Regions from separate parts of the Homo sapiens genome. Here regions 1, 2, 4, 5, 6 and 7 are each linked to region 3. Evidence: chromatin loops called from intact Hi-C (ENCODE). Cell type or tissue: IMR-90. All regions are shown on one strand.

Region 1 (4,000 bases), 630 kb before region 3:
TACATTGATACTATATATATATACACACACATTGATACATTGTGTTTCAATGGTATATGGTAACAGGAAGCAAATTATTAGAATGGTAGAATTAAGCTCAGTTACGTCAATAATATCAAATGTAAATGGCCCATATACATATATATATATATATATAGAGAGAGAGAGAGAGAGAGAGAGAGATGGAGTCTCACTCTGTAGCCCAAGCTGGATTGCAGTGGTGTCATCTTGGCTCACTGTAACCTCTGCCTCAGGGGCTCAAACAATTCTCCTGCCTCAGCCTCTCCAGTATCTGGGACTACAGGCATGCGCCACCACACCCGGCTAATTATTTTGTATTTTTAGTGGAGATGGGGTTTCACCATGTTGCCCTGGGTGGTCTCAAACTTCTGAGCTCAGGTGATCCACCTGCCTCGGCCTCCCAAAGTGCTGGGATTATAGGTGTGAGTCACCGCGCCCAGCCGATAATGTTTCAGTCTTCTATGTTGTCACTGGTTTTCTGTCTATTTTTATTTTATCAGTTATTGAGAAAAAGGTATTGAAATCTCCCCAGTATAACTTTGGATTTTTTAATTTTTTTCTTCTAATCCTATATGTTTTTGCTTCATGTATTTTGAAATTATTAGGTACATAAATATATACAATTGTTATAAACTTTTGATTAGTTGACCCCTTATCATTATGAAATGACTCTCTGTAACCCTGGTAATTGTCTTTTCTCTGATGTCTACTTTGTTACTGATTTAGCCACTATAGCTCCTTTTGCTCAGTGTTACCATGGTATATCATTTTCTGTGTTTTTACTTTTACCTCTTTGCATCTTTATATTTAAAGTGTTTTTCTTATAGGAAGCATAGAGATGAATCTTAATTCTTTATCTAATTGAACAATATCTACCTTTTAATGGGGCTGTTTAGATGGGCCATTTACATTTAATATTATTGACATAACTGAGCTTAATTCTACCATTGTAATAGTTTGCTTCCTGTTTGTCCCATCTTCTGTTCATTCCCATTTCTGTCTTTTTCTGCCTGCTCTTGGAATGAGTAGGGGTTTTTTTTCCAACTTTTATTTTAGATTCAGGGTGTACATACGCAGATTTGTTCCAAAAGTATATAGCGTGATGCTGAGGTTCAGAGTATGATTGACTATTACCCAGGAAGTGAGCATAGTATCCATCAGTTAGCTTTTCAGCCCTTGTTCTCCTCTCTATACCTCATCTCGTGTTCCCCAGTGTCTATTGTTCCTACCTTTATGTCCATTTGTACCTAATGTTTCACTCCCACTTGTAAATGAAAACGTGGTATTTGGTTTTCTGTTTCTGCATTAGTTCACTTAAGATAATGGCCTCCAGCTGCTTCCATGTTGCTGCAAAGGACACAGTTTCATTCTTTTTTATGTCTGCATAGTATTTCATGGTGTATATGTATCACATTTTCTTCATCCAGTCCACTGTTGATGGCCACCTGGGTTGATTCCATGTCTTTACTATTGTGAATAATGCTGCAATGAAGATACGCATGCATGTGTCTTTTTGGTAGAATGGTTTGTTTTCCTTTGGGTATATATCCAGTAATGGGATTGCTAGGTCAAATGGTAGTTCAATTCTTACTTCTTTGAAAAATCTCCAAACTGCTCTCCACAGTGACTGAACTAATTTACATTGCCACCAGTAGCATATAAGCATTCCCTTTTCCCCACAGCCTTGCCAGCATCAGTTGTTTTTTGACTTTTTAATAATAGCTATTCTGACTGTTGTGAGATAGTATCTCATTGTGGTTTTGATTTGGAATTCTCTGATGATTAGTGATGATGCACATTCTTTCATATGTTTGTTAGCTGCTTGTTGAGCTTCCTTGCCACCTAGATTCTGAATTCTCTGTCATTTCAGCCATTTCAATCTGGGGAGCTAGTGTGATCTTTTGGAGGTAAATAGACACTCTGACTTTTTGAATTGCCAGCGTTTTGTACTGATCCTCATCTGAGAGGGCTTATGTTCCTTTGTCTTTTTGAAATTGCTGTCATTGGATGTGGCTTTTTGTTTTTATATGTTTATTTCCATTGAAGGTTTGACTGTGCGGTATGTTGAGTATAGTTGATAGGTTTAGTTTCTAGGTGCTTTCAGAGGGCCAAGGCTTCCTACAGGATCTTTATTTGTGGCTAGACACCTGCATTGGCTTTCACAGGTGATGTGCGCTGAAGGCATTTTCGTTTGGTGGTGTAATTAAAACCATAATCCAGTAGATGGTGCTAAAGTGTAAGGGTCAGCAGATAGGCTCTCAGCCACCTGCCTCCTCTGTATTTTAGCATGTTTGCAGCAGTACTCTTGGGTGGGGGAGACTGAGGAGGGGGCAGTGAGAGATGACCCCCTCACTAAGTGCATTCTCAGGCCTTAGGGAAGCTCCTCCAATCACTGGCATTGCCCCCATGTTTCCTTAGCCCCAAGGGGGGCTCTGGCAGGCTGCGCTCCTGCCTCCCTTAGGGGCAGCCTGAACTGAAGGTTAGGACTCCAGGAGACCTGCAGCTCCCCAAGGGCCCACTGATCCTCTGTGCTTGGCAGAGTCCAAGCAGGCTGTGGGTTATGTCTGCAGGTGTCTGTGGATGCACTGGGTCAAGGGTAGAGGATCCCTGGGGAGGGTGGTGTTGCTGTGGGTGTGCAGCTGGTGTGGCACCTGTGGCCCAGGGTTTTTTGCCCAGCAGATGGCTGTGGGAACCACCCAGCTTGTGCTACCCAGACTGGGTCTCCTAGTGTCTGCCCTGGAGCTGGCCTAGCCAGCTAGTTTTGTCCCAAGCCTTCTGCACTAGATCTTTGGGTTGTTAGGTGCTCTAGGCTTTGGGACACCCTTGGGCAGAGGCTGCAGCTGGCAAATAAGCTGCATCCTTTTTAGACCAGTGTTACAGGGGGAGGCAGGCCTAGCTCCCACACTGTCCCATGAACCTGTGCCGCACTCTTTTCAGTGTTCTGAAAGTGGAGGCTCCTCTCTTGCTCAAGCTCCAGTCACAGATCTCAGCTCAATACTCCTGAGCTATATTCTCACACCCTGGCGGTTTGGGACTGGGCCTGCAGCTTTGTCCTGTTGAGTTGAGCATTGGCTGTGCTGGGGGAGCCAAAGTGTTCCCAGGCAAGGCAGTGGAGGCTGTGCTTTGTGCATGCTCTTGCAGGAGCAGCCAGGCAAAGGCTTTAGGAGGGGCCAGTAGATGCTGAGCAGGGGGCAGGGGGAGTCGGGGGAGGTCAGATGCACCCTGGTCCCACAGGAAAGACAGCCCTGCTCTCTCCTGCCCAGCATTGAGCAGGGGCTAGAGCCACTCGGCGCAAGACGGAGTGCCTTGGAGGATGGGCACCTATGATTGTGTTTTGCTGCAGCTGCCCTGCACACAAAACCTTCTGGCTCCACGCAGGCATGAGCTCTGCCTCTGGTTACTCTCTGGCAGTTCCCCGGGCATGACCCCACTGTGGGGCCATGGCATCTCTTGTGGCTATAGGATCCCAGAAGCCCATGGCAGGAGTGTGTTGCCCATAGTTCCTTCACTCACCCTCCCTTAGGACCTGTTCAGGGCCAGGAGCTGGGCAACTCTATGCAGGGTTCTCAGCTTCCTCCTTCTTTCTGGAATGAGTAATTGTTTTAGCTTTATTTTTATCTCTTTTGTTGGCTTATTAGCTGTAACTGTCTTTTTTATTTTTTGTAGTGGTTGCCCTATGTTTGTTTATACTTCTTCGTCACTAACTTTCTGTAATATTATACTACTTCATGTGATAGCATAAGGACCTTACAATAGTATAGTTCCATTTCTACTCTATTGGCTTTTTTGCTATTATTACAATATATGTTACTTCTACAGATATCATAAACCCCACGATGTATTATTACTATGCTTTAGAAAGTCTTCCAAAGAGAATTGTAAAATAAGAAAACATATATCATTTATATTTACCCACATACTTACTATTTTTAGTGTTCTTTTTTTTTTTGAAATGGAGTCTCACTCTGTCACCAGGTTG
Region 2 (4,000 bases), 400 kb before region 3:
CTAAAAGAGACAGCCTGGCTGGGCCTGGTGGCTCATGCCTGTAATCCCAGCACTTTGGGAGGCCAAAGTGAAAGGATTCCTTGAGCCTAGGAGTTTGAGACAAGCCTGAGCAATGTAGTGAGACCTTGTCTCTACTGGAAATAAAAAAATAGCCAGCCGTGATGTGCACGCCTATAGTTTCAGCTACTAGAGAGGCTGAGGTGGGAGGATCACTTGAGCCTCAGAGTTTGAGGCTGCAGTGAGCTGTGATTGCACCAGTGCACTCCAGCCTGGGCAACAGAGCAAGGCCCTGTCTCAAAAAAAAAAAAAAAAAAAAAAGAGAGAGAGACAATATTGCCAGACAATAAAAGTCTTCTGATGGAAGAGAGCAGCATCTGTGAGGTGGGACTCCCAAATAACCACACTTGAATCCAATCAAGTTCCTAGTAACAATATTAATCTAGCAGAAATATGAGGAGGAGCAAAGGGAAACATTAAACATGATCAAGAGACAAATCTCACTTTTTAATGTTAATGTAAATATTAATGTAAATCCTTAATATTAATAAATAGAGCTTATTAAGTGCATTATAAAATCATAAACCTCAGACAAGTTTAAGGTCATCTCAGTCACCATGAAGATGGTGTAATATCAGGAAATCAACCAGTATAATTAATCATATTAAAAATCGATTAAAAAAAACTGTATGATCACATAAAAATTCATGCTTAGGCTGGGCGTGGTGGTTCACCCTGTAATCCTAGCACTTTGGGAGGCTGAGGAGGGTGGATCGCCTGAGGTCAGGGGTTCAGGACCAGCCTAGCCAACATGACGAAACCCCGTCTCTACTAGAAATACAAAAATTAGCCAGATGTGGTGGCACATACCTGTAATCCAAGCTACTCGGGAGGCTGAAGCAGGAGAATCCCTTGAACCCAGGAGGTGGTGGTTGCAGTGAGCCGAGATCACGCCACTGCACTCCAGCCTGGGCAACAGAGTGAGACTCTGTCTCAAAACAAACAAAAAAACAAACAAAGCCTCATGCTTGATTAAAGCCATAAGTATAATAGAAACAAAAATATTTCAATAATTCAATAAGACGTGTGTGTGTGTGTGTGTGTATGTATCACTTAGTGATAAAATATGCCATTAAAATCAGGCATATGTGGTTGTGTGTTATCTCCATTACTTAGTTGTATTCTCATTATTAAATTGTTTTGCCTGTTATTAGACAAAATAAAGAAGGTATAAATATAGGACAGAAGGAGGCAAATTATCATTTTTAGATGATATATGCCTGGAAAATCTAAAAGAATCAAAATTTTATCATAAGGAAAAAAGAACTCAGCGAGATGGCTGGAGAATCATCATCATCATAATGACAGCTCACTCTCTCCAGGCATTGTGCTGAGTGTTTCTCACACATGAGCTAGTTTCATTCTCATAACAATCCTGAGAGGCACACATTACTGTTATCCCCATTGTAAAGATGAGGGAACTGAGGCACAAAGAAGCTAGTAATTTGTCCAGGTCAAAAGCTGGTAAGTGGTAGGGCCAATATCCAGAAGCAACGGTGCTCAGAATTTCATATAATAACCACTTTTTTAAATTTCCCATTGATAATAACAACCTAATTAAAAATATGTAGAAATACACATAGCAAGAAATGAAGACCACCTGTATGATTAAAACTTTAAAAGACAAAAATATAAAATGAAAAACTAAAAAAGATGAACAGCAGAGTTGCTGAATTCCTGGTAAACGCTCACCTTCTTGGTTGTCTAGACCAGCGATTTCCAAACCCATGGAGGGAGCCATCAGACCTACCATTTGGATTCAGAGTTTATGCCCCCTTGTCACAAGGGGGCGGCAGGGGCATCTGAGAAATAAGCAGAAATTCCATAATGAGAGCGCCCCCTACACTCAATTATTACTCATGAACTTCTGCCCACATCCAATTAAGTGAATTTATAGGTGTTATTATTAAGTTGAAAGTCTTTTAATTGAGAAGTATCGTAATTATACAGGGAACAACCAAGAAAGTCTTTGGCATTCATGGTAATTTATAGATCATCTCATAATAAAATATTTAAACCAGAGTTTTTAACTTAAACATTACAACCAAAGTGTGCTAATGTTGTTAAACTTTTCTATAAATAGAAATGTCTTAGTAATTTGTTGCCTGGAATATATTTTCAAAAAATGAACAGACGGCCAGGCATGGTGGCTCACGCCTGTTATCCCAGCACTTTGGGAGGCCGAGGCAGGAGGATCACGAGGTCTGGAGACCGAGACCATCCTGGCTAACACGGTGAAACCCCGTCTCTACTAAAAATACAGAAAATTAGCCGGGCGTGATGGCAGGTGCCTGTAGTCCCAGCTACTCAGGAGACTGAGGCAGGAGAATGGCGTGAACCCGGGAGGCAGAGTTTGCAGTGAGCCGAGATCGCACCACTGCACTCCAGTCTGGGCAACAGAGCGAGACTCCGTCTCAACAACAACAACAACAACGAAAAAAGAACAGACAAAAATCTACTCTTTCAAGGCAAATTTTAGATTCTAACAAGGAGAAAAAAATGAACTTTTTTGAAAGAGAGATGAGAAAATTCTGTCATTGTGAAATTTCTTATAACACACTTAAAAATTGAGGAATAGAGTTTTTTTAATGTTTTGAAATCTTCCCAATGAAGAACCCACTTCATAAAACATAAAAAGTAAAACCTCTTCTAATCGATTTGCACGGCCGCCTGAACTGCATCAGGAAAGATGAGCCTGATTCCCTTCAGATCTCTGCAAAGCCAGCAGGTGGACCTGGACTCTGGGATGCACAGCTGGCAAGGGCAGCACAGCCACAGGCTTCTGTCTGGATTCTTGTGTTTCAAAGAAGCCTTTGCAACAGTGATGGAGATAGAAACCAGGCATCAAAATAAACGGAATCTAGAGCCAGAACTTCACAAAAGAATTTGTATCAAAAGATTCAAGCTCAATTTTTCAAAAATAACAATACACATCCAATCACATTACTGTATTAGAATAATGTTTTCTAGTGAAAGTAAAATAAGTTTTTATATCATTAGATATAATGCATTTTTAAATAATGCTTATTTCATCTCCAATTTATCCCTTTTAATTTCTATTTTTGCATATGTTATAATGAACACAGTGTTATAATGTAATGGTATACTTAAAATATTTTAAGGATATATATATATAAACCCATGATAAATATAAACAAACATACTGGGTGCATACTAGCCTATTTAAGAAACTGTTTAGGGCACATGTTAGAATCTGGAGACATCTATGTTGACTTTCCTTACTTAATAATTGATGATCAAATAATCTCCTTTGGCTGCACAGCAGCCAGAAGATTGATTGTTCATAAGTCTTCCCCTGCTGAGACTTTTAAGTGTTACTTGCTGGTTCAGTTGATAAAAACAAAGTAGGCATTTTGCTCACACACACAAACACACACACACACACACACAAAGTCAACATAATCTTTGCTGAGACATTTGCATTTGATAATTTAAAAAATCAAACTAATCTAATCTCAGTTTTCCCAACTAAGATTCTTCTTTTCAATTCTGCATTTATGGGTTATAAAACCAATTTCTTGATAGTTTATTTTTCTGAAAATAATTGGATTCCTATACATGGCCATCTGACATTAGATATTATTATTATTGTTGTTGTTGACATTTTGCCTCTTTGCCTTTGCAGTAGGTCACTAAAGAAGCAGTTCCTTGAAAAACTGAATTTCTATTGTCTCTGTCAGAAAAAAATCATTCATTAGCAGGAGAAGAACAGCAAGAGATCAATCACATAATCTGTAAGTACTTTCTGGAAAGAAACAGTTTAATTTATGGTTCTCAACCTCAGTGACACGCTGCAATCACCAGGGCTCTTTAAAACATCCTGATCCCCTGCTTTCCCTCCAATCCCAGGGGTCTGAGGACATTGGTTTGGACATCGGGGGTTTTCAAAGCTCCCCCAGTTAAATAAATGGGAACAATAGCC
Region 3 (4,000 bases):
CAAAGGGAAAGGGCAGAGCTTGTTTTCCTGGGACTATGGAGTAGACTACAGGCAGCCCGTAGCAGGGAGGTCGGCCCTGCTTTCCTCTGGGTTCTCTGGGACGTAAGAGCCTGAGCACCAGACACAGCCCCTGCCATGTTGCTGCCTGAGTGTCTCCATGAAGTGCTTCTTCTCGGCCATGCTTAAGGGGCTCCAACACTGTGTTCCCTGCAGCCTTATCCCCAACTGGGGTGAGCCACCACCCATAGAGTGGTAGGTAGGGGGGGTCCCAGCTCCCAACTCCCAAGCCCCAGGCTACTGCTTATGGCTGCCCTCAAGGTAGAGGGTGAGGGAGGGTCCTTGCGAGGTGTCCTGGCCATGAGGAGCAGAGAGGAAGCAGGGGAGTGGGGTGACCGTGCTGAAACAGGTTGAAGCACACACAGCTGCCGTCCAGAGAGGGAGGTCTGTCAGAGCCCCAGACAAGTGAGGGTTAAAAGTGCATGTATTTCTGAGCAATTCTTAGCATTAGGAAGAGGAATTAGCTCCCTGATTCCTTTCCTGGATGCTTATTTCTACTGCTCATGGATGGGGTGTGTGTGTTTGTGACTGGGCGGGGGGGGCGGCATGAGACCATCAGGTGTTTGTGATGCACCCCCGGGCAGGGGTGAGAACAGCCCTGCACAGACAATGGACACGGTGGCCTCTGTTCCAGGTGAGCATGTCTACGGTCCTAAGAGAACTGCAGGTGCCAGCTCAGGCTGCCTCACATGATACCACAGGCTGGGGGCTCAAATGGCAGACATTCATTCTCTCACTGTTCTGAAGGCTGAAGATCTAGGTGCTGTCAAATCTGGTTTCTGATGAAGGCCTGCTTCCTGGCTTGTGGACACTGTGTCCTCACATGGCCTTTCCTCTGTGCTTATGTGGAGAGAGAAAGAGAGAGAGAGAGAGAGAGAGAAGAGAGCGAGCGAGCGCAGCACCGTGCATCTGTTCCTCTTCTTCTAAGGATGCATCGTCATATTGAATCAGGGACTTACTTATGACCTCATTTCAAAAGTGTGAGTCTCTAATCCAATATGTCCTTCCAAGTGCCATTTATAAGCCATATCGGGATTTAGGGCATCAACATATGAACTACGGGCACATGATCCTGTCCATAACAAGAATCCTGGGTGGTTGGGAGTCATCAGTGCCTAGAAACCCTGGGTCCAGCGGTGGGTCTGGCAGCAAGAGCAGTGTCCTGCTGTGGGACCCGCCCCTAGGCGCAGGCCCCTGCCGTTATATTCAGTCCTCATGGCACTCTGTGTCCAGTGTCTTCACGGTTGAAGTGGATCCATGGAGAAATTGGGAAGACTTCACGTGAAATGACTGAGAATTTGGGAAATGTCGCTATGAAAACAAGTTAAGAGTGGGGTGGTAGAGGGCACCCCTGGCAATGTCCTCAAGTATACAAAGTGCAGGCGCTGTTAATCTCCAAGAGAAAATGGAGTTCCATCACAACCAAAATAACTGGACGCAGGATAAGAGACACCTGTCCTCAAGGCGAGGGTTCCCGGACCCCAGGTGGGCTGCGCTGGACCCCAGGTGGAGACGGGCACAGCGGCTCCCAGGGGTACAAATCTTCCTTGCCTGAAGCAGTCCCTGCCGGTCCTGGAGTGGTCCGTGACACCTGGTCAGGATCTTTGCAGTTGGACAAATGTGTGAATTTGGATACAAGCAATGCAGAAAAACAGGTATCTACTGATCTGGCTTCTTTCTTTCATTTTAGTAATAAAATTTATTTGGTAATCAGTTACTTATCAATTACAGGACATTTGGGAAATAAACATAATCTGCCACCCCGCCACTCAGGGTTGGCTGTTGCCGCTGGCTGTGTATTTTCTTTTCCCTCCGGTTGGATTTCAGGTTGGGAAGTCCGGTCCGGCTGGTCAGCCAGGAGCCGCCGGCCCGGCCTACCAACTGCTCCACACTGCCCCCTCGTGGTCATCTGCTAGGCAGCAGGCTCCGACCTCCGGAAGGCTGGGCGCTCAGCCCCATCTCCTGACTTCCTTAGGGCACAGGAACTGGTGGAGCTCAGCCTCGACTGGGGCTCAGACATTGTCCACAGGCCTTTCTGAGCAACCTGGACTCCATACAGGGAACTGATTCACGGGGAAAGGGCTGGCCACGTTCAAGGATGCCCAGGCCATCTGGGGAGCAGTGGATGGAGCAGGGGACCTTGAAGTTGGAGAAGTAGGCGCTGGTGGGCGGCCTACATCTTTGTCTATGTGACAGCCACTCTGCTCCCCGCCCAGGAACTTGCAAAGGATGAACTGGACATGGGGATCACAGGAAAGTCTCGATTTCTTGCTGATTAAGTGGGTGGGTTGTCAGAACACCAAAATATGGGGGCACGCTGGCCAATGTAAAACGTTTGTCCTCCCAGAGGCACACTGGTGGCCTCTCTGCCCTTTCCTCCTGTCTTCACTACCCCACTGATGCCGCCTTTCATAACCCGAGACTCTGACACTGCAGCATGTGGTTTGGCTGATCTTGACTTTCTCAGCAGGAGATGGAACTCAGCTAAACATGGCTCTCTTGGTTGCGGGAGGCCCCTGCAATCCGGAATGCCTGAAGGACGGGGGGCTTCCTGACCTCTTCTAGTTACAGGACCCACGGGGTGGAGTCAGGTGTGGCCTGACTAGGGATTGGGTGCTGTGGCAGGACTCATTTCTGCAGCTTCAGGGCTGGCTTCTTGCTGGGACAGACTCCCTCCTGGCAGCAGCTGGTCACAGAGGTAGCTTTGGTCCCCATTGAGCTTATTCAAGTCCAGTGGAGGTGGGGCTGGTTGTGACAGCCTCCTGATGCTTAAGCCAAACGCTCAGAATTAAGTCTACTTCCTGCTGTCACATGCCCTCTGTGGAGTGTCACCAGGGCCAAGGAGACTGAATATGCTGCTGGGTAGGCTTGGGCCACACACCTCTTTTCTAGGGCTGGAGTTAGCAGCTCCTTCCCCAGAGTCTTATGACTGCGAGTCAAGGGAAAAATAAACTCCGCAATGAAAACCCGGGGTGAGAGAAGGGGGTGAGTGGGTTATGCAGGGTGGCCCCAAACAAATGTCCACCATATGGCTATCTCTTAACCTTCTGAGGGCTGGTAGCCAAATGAATTAAAAAATGATGGGAGGGCGCGGTGGCTCACGCCTGTAATCCCAGCAATTTTGGAGGCTGAGGAGGGTGGATCACGAGGTCAGGAGATCGAGACCCTCCTGACTAACACGGTGAAATCCTATCTCTACTAAAAAAAATAATAATGCAAAAAAATTAGCCGGGTGTGGTGGCACACGCCTGTAGTCCTAGCTACTCAGGAGGCTGAGGCAGGAGAATCGCTTGAACTGGGAGGCAGAGGTTGCAGTGAGCCAAGATCGCGCCATTGCACGCTAGCCTGGGTGACAGAGCAAGACTCCATCTCAAAAAAAAAAAATTCTTTTTTTTTTTTTTTTTGAGATGGAGTTTCACTCTTGTTGCCCAGGCTGGAGTACAGTGGTGAAATCTCAGCTCACTACAACTTCTACTTCCTGGGTTCAAGTGATTCTTCTGCCTCAGCCTCCCAAGTAGCTGGGATTACAGGCACCAGCCACCAGGCCTGGCTAATTTTTTGTATTTTTAGTAGAGATGGGATTTCACCATGTTGGCCAGGCTGGTGTCGAACTCCTGACCTCAGGTGATCCACCTGCCTCGGTCTTCCAAAGTGCTAGGATTACCTTGCCTGGCCAAAATTGATCATTTCTTTCCCACTAAATTTAAAGAACATAGATGTCAGCCAACAGTGGTGGGAGCTTCTCTCTTTTTTTTTCTCTTCTTGTTAAATTTTAAAGAGATTTTATTCTTTACTTTTTAAACTTGATTTTGAAATAAGTTGGAACTTAAAGTTGCAAAAACAGTACAAAAATTTTCTGTATGCCTTACCCCAGTTTCCCCAGTGTTTACACCTCACATAATTATGTTAAGATAGTCAATCCCAGGGACTTAGCATTGATGCA
Region 4 (4,000 bases), 380 kb before region 3:
CTAAAAAACAAGCAGGCAATTTCTCAGCAACTTTATTACTTTTATAACGGGTTAATAATTCTATGGAGAGCCCTGGAATTTACTACAACTTTCTGCCTTTGTTTCTTATAGAAGCAAAGGGAGTTACCAGTAAGGTAGTAATAAATTCCAAGAATCACTTAAAGATTGCTTTTATCCATGAGAAACATACCTCAATAACATGTGGGGGCCAAGGCAGGGCTTTCCCTTTGACCCTCTCTGAAGTTTCACTGAAAAATCAACTTGCAAAAGGCAGATTAATAGGAGAAAAGCCATACAAATTCATTTAACATGTATACATCGGGGGCCTTCTGAATGAAGACCCAACTTCCCAGTGAGGTACAGAAGCTTATATACCATTCTGAGGTTAGGAGACAGGAATAACAAGGGTGGTTGCAGGAGAATAGAAAATTCCAGGCAGTGGTTTCACATGGCTAGCAAAAGGAAACTGTAGAAATAGCTGCAGAAACTATGGGCTGATAAGACCCTAAAAGCCAGGGTGCGGACTAAGCTGGGTGAGACTAACCGGACTCAATGTGGCACTGGATTTGACCTAGGTTTCACCTAGAACCTCATTATACGCTCATTAGCATACAAATCACACACCCACCAGCACCATGACAGTTCCAGGAACATCCATATTTGGTGTGAAAATGAGTAGCACTAGAGTTCCAGAACATCTCCACCTTTTTCCAGGAATCTTCATGAATATTCCATCCCTTAGTTAAAGAAACCCACAAAGGCAGCCCCTCCAAACCCCTTTGCATGTGACTGTCTCTTGAGTACACCTGCACTCCCCTTTCTTGAGTGTGTACTTTTCACTTTGCAATACATTTCCGTACTTGGACTATTTTCTGACTCAGCCTTGAATTTATTCTCACTGGGGTGGAGGTCCCACTAGCAACTGGGGACTTCCCGCAGCCCACTGATGTCAGTTACAGAAAGAATGGGAGCTTGGATCCTGGTAAAACAGGTTATGGGAGTGGAGAGAAGAATTCCATTGAGGGGCAATAAATGATTACTAGAATGAATGACTGTATGGGAAACAGAAATTAACTTGTAAATAGTTCTCTTTGGAATTTAAATGATCCCTGGAGCAAGTTATTATCTTCTTTTCTGTAATGGATAAGGAGATAACAGGGAAGACAGCAAGAATAATTGTTCTCCTTGGTGAGTCTGTCCTACCTGTATGTATAGATAGGAGAAAACCAGTGCTTATTGATCTCTAAGGGTTTTTAATTTAAAATACTCATTATACCAGGGACCTGTATTTTGGAGTGAAATACTTTGAAACAACCAAAGGCAGAGAGATAGTCCCAAATTATCGATGAGAAGATTAAGTAAAGTGGGCAGAAGAGAAAAAGATTATATGTCTATAATACTGCTACCCTTCCATTACTTCTCACATCGGGCAGAATTAAGATATTTCCCAAGACTGAGACACTCATGGAAGGCAGCCAGCCGTCACCACAAATCTTCATAAGCTCACTGCAGCTTTCCTGCTGCTACACACAGGCACATTCTCTCCCCCTCTTCTTTTTTTTCCTTCCTTCCTTCCTTCCTTCCTCCCTCCCTCCCTCCCTACCTCTCTTCCTCCCTTCCTTCCTTCCTTTCTTCTTTCCTTCCTTTGCTGAGTCAAACTCAATTGTGTGTTACTTCTACAAACATTTTGTTATAAATATTTTCAAACATACACAAAAATAAAGGAAGTATAAAATGAATCTTCACGTATTTATTACCCAGTTTCAAGTATAAACATTTTGCCAATCTTGTTTTATCTACTCTCCACCCCTTCCTCTCCTCACCACTCAATGTTTCTCTGGATCATTTTAAGGCAAATTCCAGGTTTTCAGTCTTAAATGTATCACGTCTGTCTAAAAATAAGCACTTAAAAAAAACCTAATCACAGCACATTATCATACTTTCCCAAATTAATATTTCTTGATTTCATCTAATACCCAGTTTGTTTTAAAATTTTCTCAAAAATAACTTTATGCAGTTGGTGTGTTCAAATAGGCTCTATGCAAAGTCTACATCGTGCATTTGATAAATCTCTTAAGCTCTTTCAATATGTGATACTTCCCCTTCTTCTTTCTGGCTTTCAGGCCATATGTTTGGTCTGCTCAATTTTCCACAGTCTGGATCTTGATGAATTGCATTCTTATGGTGTAACTAACACATTCTTTTGCTTCTTGTATTTCCTGTAAGCTGATGTTTACATTTAGAGGCTTGTTTAGACGCAGGTTTGAATTTTTTTAGCATGAAAGTTCCAGTTGCACTGCAGAATGTCTGGTGATCCCAGGTTTAGCACTTTTGAGGTTGATCAGTTAAAAAGTAGCTGTTTGGGAGGCAAAGGGCACATGTTAGTCGCCTTTGCATGCCCATTGTCAAGCACAGCATTGTGCCTAGAGCAATCCCTGGCAATGTTTACTGAGTTGAAGCAGTTGATGAAACCCAGATTTGTGAGACTTCAGATACAAATCTTCTATTCTCAGCTGAGATGCCTAAACTTTATTAATTCACATCTGTATGTTGTAAAAGTTCTATTTTATTTTACGACCTTAGCCAGTTTTGACCAGTTCACCTTGGCTGCGGTTGTTTCTGTTTCATCTTTTTCTCATAAATAGTGTCAACCTTAAATAATGAGATTCAGAAAATATGACTAAGGATAGAGTTTATTCGAGTGCAAAGCTTGAGGATAGCCACTCATGAAGCGTCAGCTCCAAATGAATATGGTCAGCATTCCCAAGTGGAGAAGTTAAGGTTTCACTTTTACAGACAGAGACAAAGACATTTTCAGAGGATTACAACATTTTCTATAGGAGACCAGTGCATACATTAAAGCAATTTGATTGGTCACAGATTGCTACGTGCCAAGGAAGATTACTTTATTACTCAATGAGGAGGGATGGTGATCTGAGGAGGTCTTCTCTCTCGTGCTGTTTGGTCTTCTTAATTATTCACAGGGGGAAAAAAAGGCGGAAGTTGCCGCTGCACGTGACTCAGGCTGCATAGCCACATTTGTCTCAAGGCTCAGAATAACTTAAAGTTCCAACAACTTGAAGTTTGAATTATTTAATTTCACAATAGAAATTAAAACAAAGATTTTAACGTTTCTTAATAAGAAGAAGCCATCTTCATGCGAATTGTGAAATTTTTAAATTAAATATATTTTTAAAGTTAGTAATTTACTCAAGCGTTGTTTAGACATTGTTTTAGAAACTGGTATCTTGAGTGTCTATGCTTGTCATCTTTCATGATGAATGGTCCCTGTTTATTTGCAAAACTTGCCAATCTGCCAAAGCTTTATTTGCTGGGAAGTTAGCATGTCTGGGAAAGTAACACTTTCTTTTTGCTTTAGTAACGTATAAATATTTTTAAAAAAGGATATACATATTTTTAGGAAAATATTCTTAGCAAACCCAAGATTGAGATCTATGAGTTCATTTTTCCCCTATTTTTCTACACCTTTAAAAAAATTCCCCTTTGGAGATTGAAACAGGAGAAAGGGTAGGGCCCAATATCACACAGGGACAAGAGTTGAGCCTGGGAGAGTCTTGTATTCAGGACCCAAACTGGGTGCAGGGCTGGCTCATTAGGAGTTGAAATGCCTCTGCACCAGTCACGGGTGGAAATAGGTGCATTCACATGAACATGGTTGCATCAGCTTCATCCACAGGAGCCCTGAACCCGTCATTAACCTGTGATCTGGTTGGAATCTATGTACCCTATGGGTCAATGTGAAATTACTTCTCAGGGAGGCAACCACAGCTGAGGGAGTCCACAAGGTAAAATTTCCACAGAAGATAAACTCACATGTAAGAACTGCAAAAAACATACAAGAATGTCTAGTATTGTGACAATAGTAAACCCAGGTCTGCTGCATACAGACCGTACAATTGTAGGTGTGTAATTCACATTGATCACAATTGCACACTCATACACACACCCCATGCAAAACCTTACGGTAGGAATTCTAAAG
Region 5 (4,000 bases), 100 kb before region 3:
GCCGCCACAATGCAAGCATAGTTTGATGTTTTCGTTATTGCCTTTTTTGAGATGTATGTATCTGTATCTACCTATATCTATATGTGTGTATACATATATAATATATACACACAGATACAAGTGTACACACACACACCACACACCACACACACCCCACTGGCAGTCTTTGTGGATTAGGATGGGGGTGACATAATTTTCTTGAGTTTAACAGGAGTGCTTTACCCAAGTCAGTCATGGATATGATATCACTGCTCTTTATTTAAAAGTAAACTTTGGGCACAGGAACCATATGGGAACATTCAGCTTGTTTAAAAAAAAAAAATCAGAAGTTCAGAGCACCTTTTCAATCTGGAGCCCTTAAACCATAAGTCCAAATATGAATTATTTGTGAACAGTTAATGACCCATATTAGAATTTTACAATCTGGTGAACAATCTGGGTAAAAGGCTACCTTTAATTCTAAGCTTCATTTTTTTTTGGGGGGGGGTTACATTTTAATCATAAATTCTTTTTTGCAAAGCCCAGGTTCTTGTTCCACACAGTGTAATGTAGGTGTATTTTGGACAGCACATATGGTCCATTGTGTACAAGTCAGTAATCTGGATTTCAGTACATGGATTTAAAAGGCAACAATCCATCACTGGTTTGTGTGTTTTTGGTTAAGTTTCTGGAAGAATACAATGCTTTTATATTGGAAGTATAAGTTTTGAGTGGCATTGTTGCCTTCTAACAAGCTCTCTGGGACTTTTAAAGTTTTATTACTATTATTGCTAATGTATGATTATGGTCAGAGACTTTCAACCCACCCCTTCCTGCCTACCCCTGGCTTTTCCTCACAAAGAATGTCTAGACAAACAGCAGCTTAGTCTCCTGACACCTCTTGTGGGGTGCATGTTCCTGCTCCAGGTATGCTGTTCATGTGGATTCATTCCATTCAGTGGCCCCTTGGGGTTTGCATGCCAGTGAAGCGTTACCATAGAAGAGCCAGCCGTTTGTGTTCGCTTGGTAGGTGTAAGTAATAGCAGCCCTTAGCCACGGAGTCTTTATGTGGTTTATTCCTGCAAGGTTGTTTTAAACTGAAATAGAACTGCTAGTGTGATTGGTTGATCAGCAAAACAGCTGCTCTCATTTTGTTTTGGAGGAACCCTGGTGGTTTGACAGCCAGGAGAAAGGCCATATGTGAAACCAGTCTCTTGTGGAGATTGGAAATCCTCCCTGATATTTGGGCAGAGCCTAAACGTGCATGCTTGTCACTCAAACACCAGAAGTTTGAATCAGAGGTCTGAGTGACCTCTTTTGTGGCTGTTCTTGATGGTTTCCAGGCCTCGTTATGCATGGTTTGCTTGATGCCCATTTTTTGTGCCTTGTGCTGTTGGATGGTAACGACCACTCACCATGTAAACACAGTACCTCAGTTTTCTGTCCACAGCTGCAGTCGCTCTGTCCCTCGTGCTTCACTGTGGGCAGCCAGGGACAAGCTTCTGAAAGCAGTGTGATACCCAAGTCATAGGTGCTTCTCGTATGTGAACAGGTGTCATTCTACAGATCTGTTATGTGTTTTCCTGTTGACTCTTAAGAGTCCCTGCATGTAAATCTCAAAGCTGAGCCTGGCTCCCAGAGTCCAGACTGACATTACAGCGCAAGAGTTTGCAAGTGTGTCCAGCATGCACCAACTGTGCAGAACTTGGCTCGGTAACTTTGCGTGGAAAAATAAAGTACATTTTGAAGTATCTTGAGGGTTGGGTCAATTGAGACATTTCTAGCATTACTTAATGACTTGCATTGTGGTTTTTCTGCAAGCAACTTTAATGACTTTTTTTATACCACATGGTCTCCCAGTTTCTAGATGAATGCAACATGATGATGGTGATGATGACGATGAGTTTAATCATTGTTCATTTATTGCCTTTAGGGCTGAGGGAAAGGGAAGGTTTGTTTTTTTTTCTCCCCATTTTCCCCCATTCTGTCTTTCTTTTGGTGACTTACACCACATGTAATGACGCTATGACTAATTCTGCTCCCAAGCCCTTGTATCTTGGGCTTCATTTTAGGCTCATGTGTCAGATCTGCATGCATTGCTTGCATTTTTCTGGTATCTGAATGTTGGTTCCTTGTTCCAGGAATTCAACATTAATTTCCAAAAGTATCATGGGACTTGTGACAATACAAGACATGAATCTATGTATAAAATTTATCGGCCTTTCTCATTTACCTGCTCTAGTATTATTGTATTGTGTGTGCGTGCGTGTGTGATGTCAGGCTGCCACGTAAAACTTCAGAGAAAAATCTTAAAAGCAGACCATCCTTTTTTGCATGCTCTATTCTAAGTAGAATGTTCAATGTAACTGACTAAAATTGCATGTTAAAGATATTTAGGTTTTTTTGTTTTCTTTATTTTTATTTGTTTTCAGTTTCCTGTATATTTGCTTACTGTGCCGTTTTAGTGGTTTTAGGATAAAAATGCACTGGTGAAGCAAATGTAGTGCCAACAGAAGGTGATTTTCCAGTTGTAAATGTCATGCAGCATTTGAAGGGACTGTGTTTTCTTAAAAAAAAATCACAGTTACTTCTAAACCAGATTTCATTTCTTTTATTGTTTTATGTGCCAAACCACGAAGTGCATTGGGCTTCAATCTCTGAACACTGTAGACCCATTAGAAGACTGTTCCGATTGTTACAAATTGTAGTGCCTGAAAACACTCTTAAGCTGATTGTCTTAACAAAATGAAAGTTCTCCAAAGACAAAACAGAACAATTATTATAACAAAATAATTATGGTTGAAATGTCTGTGGTTCCTTGGAAATGCTGCGCTCTTTGTGTTTTTCCATCATTAGTGCAGTTGGAATGAATGTGTATAGGTCAGAGGTCTTCGTGTTCACATTTTAAAATTAGGTAAATGACCTCATCTTTCAAGCTTGAATTCATTTTTAATTTTAATTTTATTTTATACAATGTGTAGACAGTTCCCTGTTCTCTGCATTTAGAAGTATACACAATATAAATCTGTTAATTCTGTAAGTAATTTTTATAATTATGATGTAACTCTATCTTATCCTTAAAACATTTAAAATAAACCCTTTATGTGCAACTCCTGACTGTAAAGTTTGTGCTGATGAGCAACATGTGATGTGTTAAACTTGATTCTGAAAAGTTTTTTGGGCCAAGTAACCTTTTCACCACATGTAAATGTCAGATATGCATAGAAAGAAATAGAATTTTTATTTGATAACATTCAATAATACCTGAAAGAAGAGGAGGCAGTCATCAATATCACACATATATTAAATATTGAAGTTTGCAATTTGACATTGAGAAAGTTTAACTTACAAGATCTTAAACTTAAAAAAATTCTTTTAAATATAATTAAATAATGGGTATTTTATACTTTTCACAAGTATTCTTGCTTTGAATATTTCTTATAATGCTTTTACTCATAAATAATAAACAATGGGATTCTATAGTGAAAAATCACTATTTCTCAATGCTAGGATACAAAAAAATGAAAGTAATATAGGCTGGTGCAAAGTAATAGCAGTTTTGCCACTGCTTTTATGGCAAAAAATGCAATTACTTTTTCACCAACCTAATATTAACACCTATGTATGTTTTATCTTTCTTGATTATTTTAATCAGTGAGGTAAAAAGTGGAATTTATGGCATGCTTTAATAAGATTTTTTTTTTTAATGTTTCCCAGTTCATTTTGGCCTAAGGATCTCATGCTTAAGTCTGGGATATTTACCTGCCTTTGGGAGAATGGTTGATACTTGGTGAGGGATGAATGCAAACTTGGGCTTTGGGACGCTGGGCTTCTAGGTTTGTGTCAGTGCAGTGCCTGTGCTCCAAGTCCATGGAGGTTACTGAGGTGGACTGAAGGCAGGGTCTACTCCGGCTTAGGTGGAAGAAGGCTGCAGTTCAAGGAGGAAATGAGCCATTGGGAAGCACAGGTGCCTCTCTTGAGTCTGGGTTTTCTGACCTTCCTTGCTGAAGGTAGATTATTC
Region 6 (4,000 bases), 470 kb before region 3:
TGCAACCTCTGCCTCTAGGGTTCAAGCAATTCTGCTGCCTCAGCCTCCCAAGTAGCTGGGATTACAGGCACGTACCACCACGCCTTATAACTGGGGCCAGAAGTTTGAGAACAGCCTGGCCAACGTGGTGAAACCCCATCTCTACTATAAATACAAAAATTAGCTGGGTGTGGTGGCGGGTGCCTCTAATCCCAGCCACTCCGGAGGCTGAGGTAGGAGAATCGCTTGAATCCGGGAGGCAGAGGTTGCAATGAGCTGAGATTGTGCCATTGCACTCCAGCCTGGGCAACAAGAGCCACATTCCACCTCAATAAAAAATTAATAAAATAAGATAAATAAACAAATAATACATGGAAGACAAAATAGAGAAAACTCAATAAAATTACAAATTGGTTTTTTGAAAAGATCAAAATTGATGAATCCTTAGACTAAGAAAAAAAGAGAAAAGGCTTAAATAATTAAAATCAGACGTGAAAGAGGAGACATTACAACTAATGCCACAGAAATAAAAACAATTATGAGAGACTACTATGAATAATTATAAACCAACAAAATGGATAATCTTGGTAGCTTACAAACACGCAATCTACCAAGTCTGAATCATAAAGAAATAGAAAATCTAAAGAGACCTAAAACTAGTAAGGAGATTGAATCAATAATCAAAAACCTCTCAACAAAGAAAAGCCCAGGACCAGATGACTTCACTGGAGAATTCTACCAAATATTTAAGGAAGAATTAATACCAATCCTCCTAAAACTCTTTCAAAAAATTAAAGAGGAGGGAGGGAACACTCCCAAACTCATATTTATGAGTGCAGCACTACCCTTATACCAAAGCCAAAGATACTACAAGAAAACTGCAGACCAATATCTTTAATGAGTATTGATGCAAAAATCATCAACAAAATACCAGCAAACTGAATTCAACAGCACATTAAAAGGATTACACGTCATGACCAAATGGGATTTATTCCTAGAATGCAATGTTGGTTCAAAATGCAAAAGTAAATCGACATCCAAAACCAGACTCTTGTTCTTGTCCCCAAACCTGCTTTCCAGCAGGATTCTCAGTCTCAGAAAGTGGCACCGCCATTCACGCTACTGCTCAGGCGAAACCTCTGCATCATCGACATCTGTGTTTGTTTCACACTCAATATTTAACCTGCTCGCAAATCCTTTCAGCGTTCTCTTCACATATATCCAAAACCCAGAATCTCTTCCCTTCGCCTCCATTGCTAGCCCTCAGGATGGCATCATTGTCTACTCTTCTGCTCTTGGCTATTTGCGTAACAGACAGAGTAATTCTTTCAAAATCTGAATGTGATTGTGATACTCTTCTGCTCAAAACTGCCCAGTAGCTTCCCATCACACTTAGAAAAATTCGGGGTCCTCACTGTGGCCAACATAATGTTCCATGACCTGGTCATGGCTTCCACTTCAGCCCCCATCAGCAACGCCTCACTCCCTCATTCTACTTTCGGGCACCACCTCCTCCCACAGCCTGGAAAATGCCCCATGTGCTTCTACTTCAGGACCTTTGTATTTGCTGTTCCCTCTGCTGAATGATCCTCCTAGATCTCCACATTTGCTGATCCTAGGCCTGAAAATTTCCTCCCAGACATCTACATGGCTCAATGCCTACACTACATTCAGAAATAGCTAGCAGAAAGGTCTTTCATGACCACCCTGTATAAAACAGCACCCCATCAGTATCTCTGCATTTTATATGTTAAATTTTTCTTTGATATCATCCCCTGATGTTACTTATTGTACCTATCATTTTATTTATTTATTTATTTTTGAGACGGAGTTTCGTTCTGTCTCCGGCTGGAGTGCAGTGGCGCGATCTCGGCTCACTGCAACCTCCGCCTCCCACGTTCAAGTGATTCTCCTGCCTCAGCCTCCTGAGTAGCTGGGATTACAGGTATGAGCCACCATGCCCGGCTAATTTTTGTATTTTTAATAGAGACGGGGTTTAGCCATGTTGGCCAGGCTGGTCTTGAACCCCTGACCTCAGGCGATCTACCCGCCTCGGCCTCCCAAAGTGTTGGGATTATAGGCGTGAACCACTGTGCCCAGCCTAATGTACCCATTATTAAGTGAGACTATAGGGTACAGAAAATACATTTTGCCTGTGTCGATATATTTCTGTAGTGTCTGAAAAAAAAGTGCCTGACGCTTAGTATATGCCGGACCAATTACTTTAATGAGAGGATGGCTTTCTCTTTCCCATCTTTTACCACACTGGGCGTGGACTAAGCAAACGGGGGAAAATGCAGTAGTCAGAGGCAGCAGCAGATGGCACTGTAAAGAAAGGTGAGCATTAGATTTTGGACAAAATTGAGTAGTCTGTAGAAACCACGTGTAAAAAGCAAATGAGGCTTGCTGTAAGACATCACCATTCCCCTAGCCAGTCTCTCACCCTTAAACTGCAGGAAATCCTGGTGTGAAAGGTTAGTGCCAGTGACCAGGAAAGCTGAGCCGCTCAATTTCCCATAACCACATCAAAGCAGGGGCATGGTTAATAATATTATCAACCTTTCTTACCTTGATGCTCTATAAGGAAATAGCTAACACATGTTAATAAGAGTTGCCTTGAAAAGATCTTGTCCTAAGAATGCTGCAAAGCCCCTGTGAATGTGGAAATGGAGCGAGAGGATGGTGCAGGCATTTTGGCAGCATAGGTACCTTAGAGTCCTTCTTAAAAATGAAGGTGTTGACATCTTGATTCAGTTTTGAAAACTTTTTATGGTTAGTCTCCTTTGGGGATAAGTGAAAAGAGTGTGTTTTTGGGATAAGACTCTTTTCCTTTGTAAAGCCATTGTTTTAGAGTATCTGGAAACAATTCTGTGTGCTTTTTCCAGGTGGGAAACAATGGGGTGAGGGGTGGGGGTCATGCACAAACACTTATTTTTTAAAAGACTCCCCTCGCATGCAACACTTCTTGGGAAGCCACTGCATAGTTTTCTCCAAAAAAAGTGAATGTGTAAAGCAACAAAAAGAAATACACTGGAGCTAAGAAAAAAGGATTTGGAAAGAGAGTCAAATCCTCATTTTCATACTAAAACACAGTAAATGATATCTGAGATAGAATAATCAAGAAATAGCAATATAAGTATGTTATTTAGCAATATGGAGACTAAGACCAAGAGAACCAGCTAAGAGAGCTAAAATTACTACTTTGCTGTGGTGGCCAAGTGTCCAGGCTTGCTCAGGACTGTCAGTCCCACACTCTGGAAAAGTCCTCAGTCCTAGGATACAAGACATCTCAGTTTTTCATGATGGATGAGGAAAGTTGAGGGAAAAGTACAAAACTCATAGAGCATCCTAAAAAATAGGGGCTGAGTACAGCACAGATCCCCTGCTACCATGGCCATTGCCCACTGATGTTGGCACCCACGACTTGGGGTTCCCTGCAATGGGGCATTAAGTGAGGAGCGAGTGAGGTGACTGATGTGACTTAAGGGTACAGCAGTTCAGGGAAGTATTAAGAAAAATGAAACAGAAAGAGTAAAAATATCCCACTGTCTCATGGTACAGAAAAAAGATGTCATTGTTGTTTTCAACTAAATATAGGTAGTCTCTCTTTAGTTAGTCCTATTGTACATTCTCCTTGTTAAAACATTCACATGTATCTTGAGAATACACAATTATATGACCTACAAAATTTATTAAATGTAATAAAGAGTAAAATAAGTTGTCAGAGAATAAAAAAATTATGAAAATATTGTTATATTTTCCTCACACATATTTTTTGTTTAATCAGCCCTACTACTAATTGCCACTGTTAACTAGTTCTATTGTTTTTGTTTAAATAATAAATTCATCATTTCACTTTGTTTAAATGATAGCATTTATGTAACAGAAAAGTAAATAATATGTATCATTTCAAATAAACACCAATTTTTCTCATCTTACATAACATAAAGTTTAAGTAACCCAGGTTAGCACTCTAATAATCTGGTTGCCCTCATCTGGGGAGGGAACAGAGGGACAGGAG
Region 7 (4,000 bases), 300 kb before region 3:
AATTAGCTCATTTATACGATAGACTGTAATATAACCATTAAAACATTTATAAAACCTGTAAAATAGCATGAGAAAAATCCTATGATATAAAGGAAAAAAGAAAAAATATGAGCTTATATACACACATACACACACACATATACGCACACGCACAGTTGCACATTAAAATTTTTTAAAAATGTGTAAACAATGAGAAAGAAACGCTGAGTGCCTTATCTAAGTATTTATAATTCCTGGTAACCTTGCAGGTTACAAATAAAGTAAATTATAATGTCATAAACACCTGTGCATTGGCCACATTCAAAAGCAATCCATTCATGGCCGTGAGCGGTGGCTCATGCCTGTAATCCCAGCACTTTGGGAGGCCGAGGCGGGCACATTGCCTGAGGTCAGTAGTCTGGGACCAGCCTGGCCAACGTGGTGAAACCCCATCTCTACTAAAAAATAATAATAATAATAATACAAAAATTAGCTAAGGATGGTGGCTGGCACCTGTAATCCCAGCTACTCAGGAGGCTGAGGCAGGAGAATCGCTTGAACCCAGGAGGTGGAAGTTGCAAGGAGCTGAGATCATGCCACTGCACTCCAGCCTGGGAGACAGGGAGATTCTGTCTCAAAAACAAACAAACAAACAAAATCAATCCATTCAAAATCCCTCATATCTGAATCCTTCTGTTTATTCCCAAGTCACCCCCACTCACTCAGCTCTAGTCTCTGCCTGATTTCGGCTGTGGGCATCCAATGACACAATGTAATTATAAAGTATGCCAATTATTAAGTTAAAATTGGAAATGAGGCTAGGCACGGTGGCATGCACCTGTCAACTCAGCTACTTGGGAGGCTGAAGCAGGAGGGCTGCTTGAGGCCAGGAGTTTGAGTCTAGCCTGAGCAACATAATGAGACTCCCATCTCTCAACAAAAATTTTAAAAACATAAACCTGGAAATCATAAACGTAATACATTGTTTCTCACATTGAAACGCTGCTCAAATTAGAGTAAAGCTATTGGGAAAGGATTGAGTCCCCTCTATCCCAAAAAGGATCATTTAACAATTAAAGAGAAGAGAACAAAGACAAATGAAAATGATGTGAGTCTCAATAGAAGAACTTTATTAAAAGCAGAACTTTGTATTCTTTTAACTAAGCCTTTGATGGCTAGGCAGTCAAATTTGAAAGTAAAGTGAAAAAATGCCCTCAGCCAAGTTTGCAGGGAATGCTTTGTGATTCTAGCAAGGTGGGTCTCTAGTGAGGCTGGACCAGAAATAATACAGTGAGAAGCAACCAAGAGCCCACTTGGGGTCAGCGATGGGTTTCCGGAATGGCATGTTGGGGAACCTGGGCTTTGTTCTCCATTCAAGGAAGTGTCAAAGGCCATTTAACCAAGAGCACAGTGCCCTCAGATCTGTGGTTTAGGAGGGAAGCCTGGGGTTGCGGGGAGCAGGGACAAGAGGAAGTGCCTGCAGGTATGAAAGCCACAGAGAGGTGTGTCTTTTAAGTTTCTTTGGTCTCCCTGACCTGAGGACCAGAGGATTCCTAAGCGACTCTCTGAATTAGATTTCTGCCAATGCCCCTGGAAAAAGCTCATTTTAGTTCATTCCGCTGAGCACTGTGCCCCCAGTGGTAACTGTGGATCATCAATGGCCACAACGACTGCCCACAGAAGCCGGGTTGCCAAGGAAACAGCCTAGTACTTGCTCCTTAATTCCTGGCTTCAGTGTAACTGTTGAGCTGACGTCATACTGAATCGTGAAGGGTAGCAATGAATGGGGTGGCCTACCTCAAACAGCAAGGCGAGTCATGGCCCAGAAACAAAGGTCAGGAGGGAGCCTGGGAGCCAGAACCCCCCGCATCCCTGCTCCGCTGCTGTGTGATTGCTGCTGCTGTTCTTCCTGGAGGATGAACTGACACATTTGGTTGGAAAAGGCTTCCAGAAGAGATCCTACCTTCCTTCGAGTGTGGCCGAGAGATCAATCAATCCCAAGAGTATCCAGTATGGATATGATTTGAAAGAAACTCACTTGTCATTTCATGTGAACACAGCAATTACGATAGTAGATGTACATGGAGACAAACACACACACAGACACACACACACACATACTCAGAGAGAGAGCCAGCAGCCCAGGCAGTATATGCCGTATACACCAAAGCATGGTCAATGATCAGTAGCTATCTATAGATTAAAGCTGATTTTACTTTCTTGCTTGTCTACTATTTCTCTACATTTTTTACATGACCGTACATCACTTTTGCAATAAGAAAAATATAAAAAGTTTATTTTCGGCTGGCACAGTGGCTCACGCCTGTAATCCCAGCACTTTGGCAGGCCAAGGTGGGCTGATCACCTGAGGTTGGGAGTTCGAGACCAGCCTGACCAACATAGAGAAACCCCATCTCTACTAAAAATACAAAATTAGCTGGGCATGGTAGCACATGCTTATAATCCCAGCTACTCAGGAGGCTGAGACAGGAGAATTGCTTGAACCCGGGAGGTGGAGGTTGTGGTCAGCCACGATTGCGCCATTGCACTCCAGCCTGGGCAACAAGAGGGAAACTCCGACTCAAAAAAAAAAAAAAAAGGGCCGGGCGCAGTGGCTCACGCCTGTAATCCCAGAACTTTAGGAGGCTGAGGTGGGAGGATCATGAGGTCAGGAGATCAAGACCATCCTGGCTAACACGGTTAAACCCCATCTCTACTAAAAATACAAAAAATTAGCCGGGTGTGGTGGCGGGCACCTGTAGTCCCAGCTGCTCGGGAGGCTGAGGCAGGAGAATGGTGTGAACCCAGGAGGTGGAGCTTGCAGTGAGCCAAGATCGCACCACTGCACTCTAGCCTGGGCGACAGAGGGAGACTCTGTCTCAAAAAAAAAAAAAAAGAAAAGTTTATTTTCATTTAACTATAAAAGGAGAGTGGTCTGGCCATGAGCTCATGTCTTTCAGGTGCCTGCTCAGAGGATGAGTCAAGAGTCAGGAATTTCAGAGGGGACCACTATCAGCAGGGGAGCCCTGTAGCTCAAATGGCCTTAGGTGTTATGTCTCCCTAAGTTTCTGCCCTCCCTCCCTAACCCACCCCTAATGTCCCCATTTTATTTTTCTTTAAATTTATTATTATAATTATTACTTTTAGAGACAGAGTCTTCCAGGTGGAATTTGCTCTTCCAGGTGGCTTTCTTCTGGAAAGCCCATAGGCTGAAATGGAAGGATTCTCAGGCTGGCCACCTGAGAGCAGCCACGCAGGGAGACTGTTCACAGCACGGAACAGAGAGCAGCCCATGGAAGGTCAGGCAGGGCTCCATCTGCAGAAGCAAGGAAGGGAAGGATGGGGAAAGGGCTGCCAGAAAGGGAAGGTAGAGAAGAGAAAAACCAAGAAGCAGAAAGGGCAACCAAGTTTATGAAGCTTTACCACAGGGCGGCCAGGTCTCAACTAGTATTAGAGTTATTTCAATATTTTAAAAAAAAAGAAAACTGAGTATACAGTGAGTTGCAGAGAAATACAGCCCCTAGCAACACACATATATAAGAGATAGCAGGCCAAAACAGGGAAAGCACAGAGTCAAGGCAGAGAGCACGCCACTCCTGGCCAAGAACAAATTCAAACCCACCCTGCTGAGAAGCTGCTGGTCAACAACTCTTCCTGACCCAGCACATTTGTAGTTCTAGCTACTATTTAATTTCATCCTCAAGAGGTTCATAGTAGTGGAAAGAGTGGAAACCAGAAAATAGAGAAATTAAAATAAAGCACCAAGCCCTGTCCTTCTTTAAAGTGGCATTGAACGCATTTAACTCTGCTTATTCCTGGAATCCAGTGATGGCCACACTACAGGGATTTAAACAAAATGGCAATAAACTATGAACCCATAAAGATGAAGAAAACAAGAGCAACAACAACAACAACAAACTTTGAAGCTAGAAAGCAATTAGATGAGTGAAACTGACTCATCAGGCTTATGAGGGCCAAATCCAAGATCAAAAGGAAAGCTGGAAATTAGGGAAATCACAAG

The links. Hi-C counts contacts between places; a loop is a spot of excess contacts. Peaks named below come from ENCODE experiments on the same cell type or tissue, not always from the same donor. Only the 100,000 strongest peaks of a DNase experiment are listed, where the experiment ranks them.
Region 1: a loop joins it to region 3, with 8 times the contacts of the local background. A loop is called at or near these places in 38 of 110 quality-filtered maps.
Region 2: a loop joins it to region 3, with 10 times the contacts of the local background. A loop is called at or near these places in 48 of 110 quality-filtered maps.
Region 4: a loop joins it to region 3, with 4 times the contacts of the local background. A loop is called at or near these places in 4 of 110 quality-filtered maps.
Region 5: a loop joins it to region 3, with 3 times the contacts of the local background. A loop is called at or near these places in 6 of 110 quality-filtered maps.
Region 6: it touches region 3 in a loop (10-fold over the local background); 58 of 110 quality-filtered maps call a loop at or near these places.
Region 7: a loop joins it to region 3, with 3 times the contacts of the local background. A loop is called at or near these places in 3 of 110 quality-filtered maps.

What each region holds. Positions count from the first base shown.
Region 1 is chr9:87,948,709-87,952,708 of GRCh38, forward strand. No RefSeq gene overlaps it. Among named protein-coding and RNA genes, the nearest start is that of CDK20, 24 kb to the right of the region's middle. RefSeq lists an enhancer at 2,930-3,783. In IMR-90, a CTCF peak has its summit at 2,239 (motif pointing right); no DNase peak of the experiment used is centred here.
Region 2 is chr9:88,171,729-88,175,728 of GRCh38, forward strand. No RefSeq gene overlaps it. Among named protein-coding and RNA genes, the nearest start is that of SPATA31C2, 35 kb to the left of the region's middle. In IMR-90, a CTCF peak has its summit at 1,864 (motif pointing right); a DNase peak (open chromatin) is centred at 1,863.
Region 3 is chr9:88,576,710-88,580,709 of GRCh38, forward strand. It overlaps a transcript of NXNL2 not described here. Among named protein-coding and RNA genes, the nearest start is that of NXNL2, 44 kb to the left of the region's middle. In IMR-90, a CTCF peak has its summit at 1,964 (motif pointing left); a DNase peak (open chromatin) is centred at 1,952; H3K27ac peaks cover 156 bases.
Region 4 is chr9:88,195,714-88,199,713 of GRCh38, forward strand. No RefSeq gene overlaps it. Among named protein-coding and RNA genes, the nearest start is that of SPATA31C2, 59 kb to the left of the region's middle. In IMR-90, no CTCF peak of the experiment used is centred here; DNase peaks (open chromatin) are centred at 1,488, 2,218 and 2,828; H3K4me3 peaks cover 741 bases; H3K27ac peaks cover 1,640 bases.
Region 5 is chr9:88,475,606-88,479,605 of GRCh38, forward strand. It overlaps SPIN1 (spindlin 1), which reads left to right. Exons shown (of 6, transcript NM_006717.3): 6 at 1-3,089. Among named protein-coding and RNA genes, the nearest start is that of NXNL2, 58 kb to the right of the region's middle. In IMR-90, no CTCF peak of the experiment used is centred here; a DNase peak (open chromatin) is centred at 1,926; H3K27ac peaks cover 1,778 bases.
Region 6 is chr9:88,104,300-88,108,299 of GRCh38, forward strand. LOC124902202 (a long non-coding RNA gene) reads right to left here. Exons shown (of 2, transcript XR_007061649.1): 2 at 2,186-2,304. Among named protein-coding and RNA genes, the nearest start is that of LINC03026, 28 kb to the left of the region's middle. In IMR-90, a CTCF peak has its summit at 2,298 (motif pointing right); no DNase peak of the experiment used is centred here; H3K27me3 peaks cover 323 bases.
Region 7 is chr9:88,279,565-88,283,564 of GRCh38, forward strand. No RefSeq gene overlaps it. Among named protein-coding and RNA genes, the nearest start is that of SPIN1, 110 kb to the right of the region's middle. In IMR-90, no CTCF peak of the experiment used is centred here; a DNase peak (open chromatin) is centred at 1,737.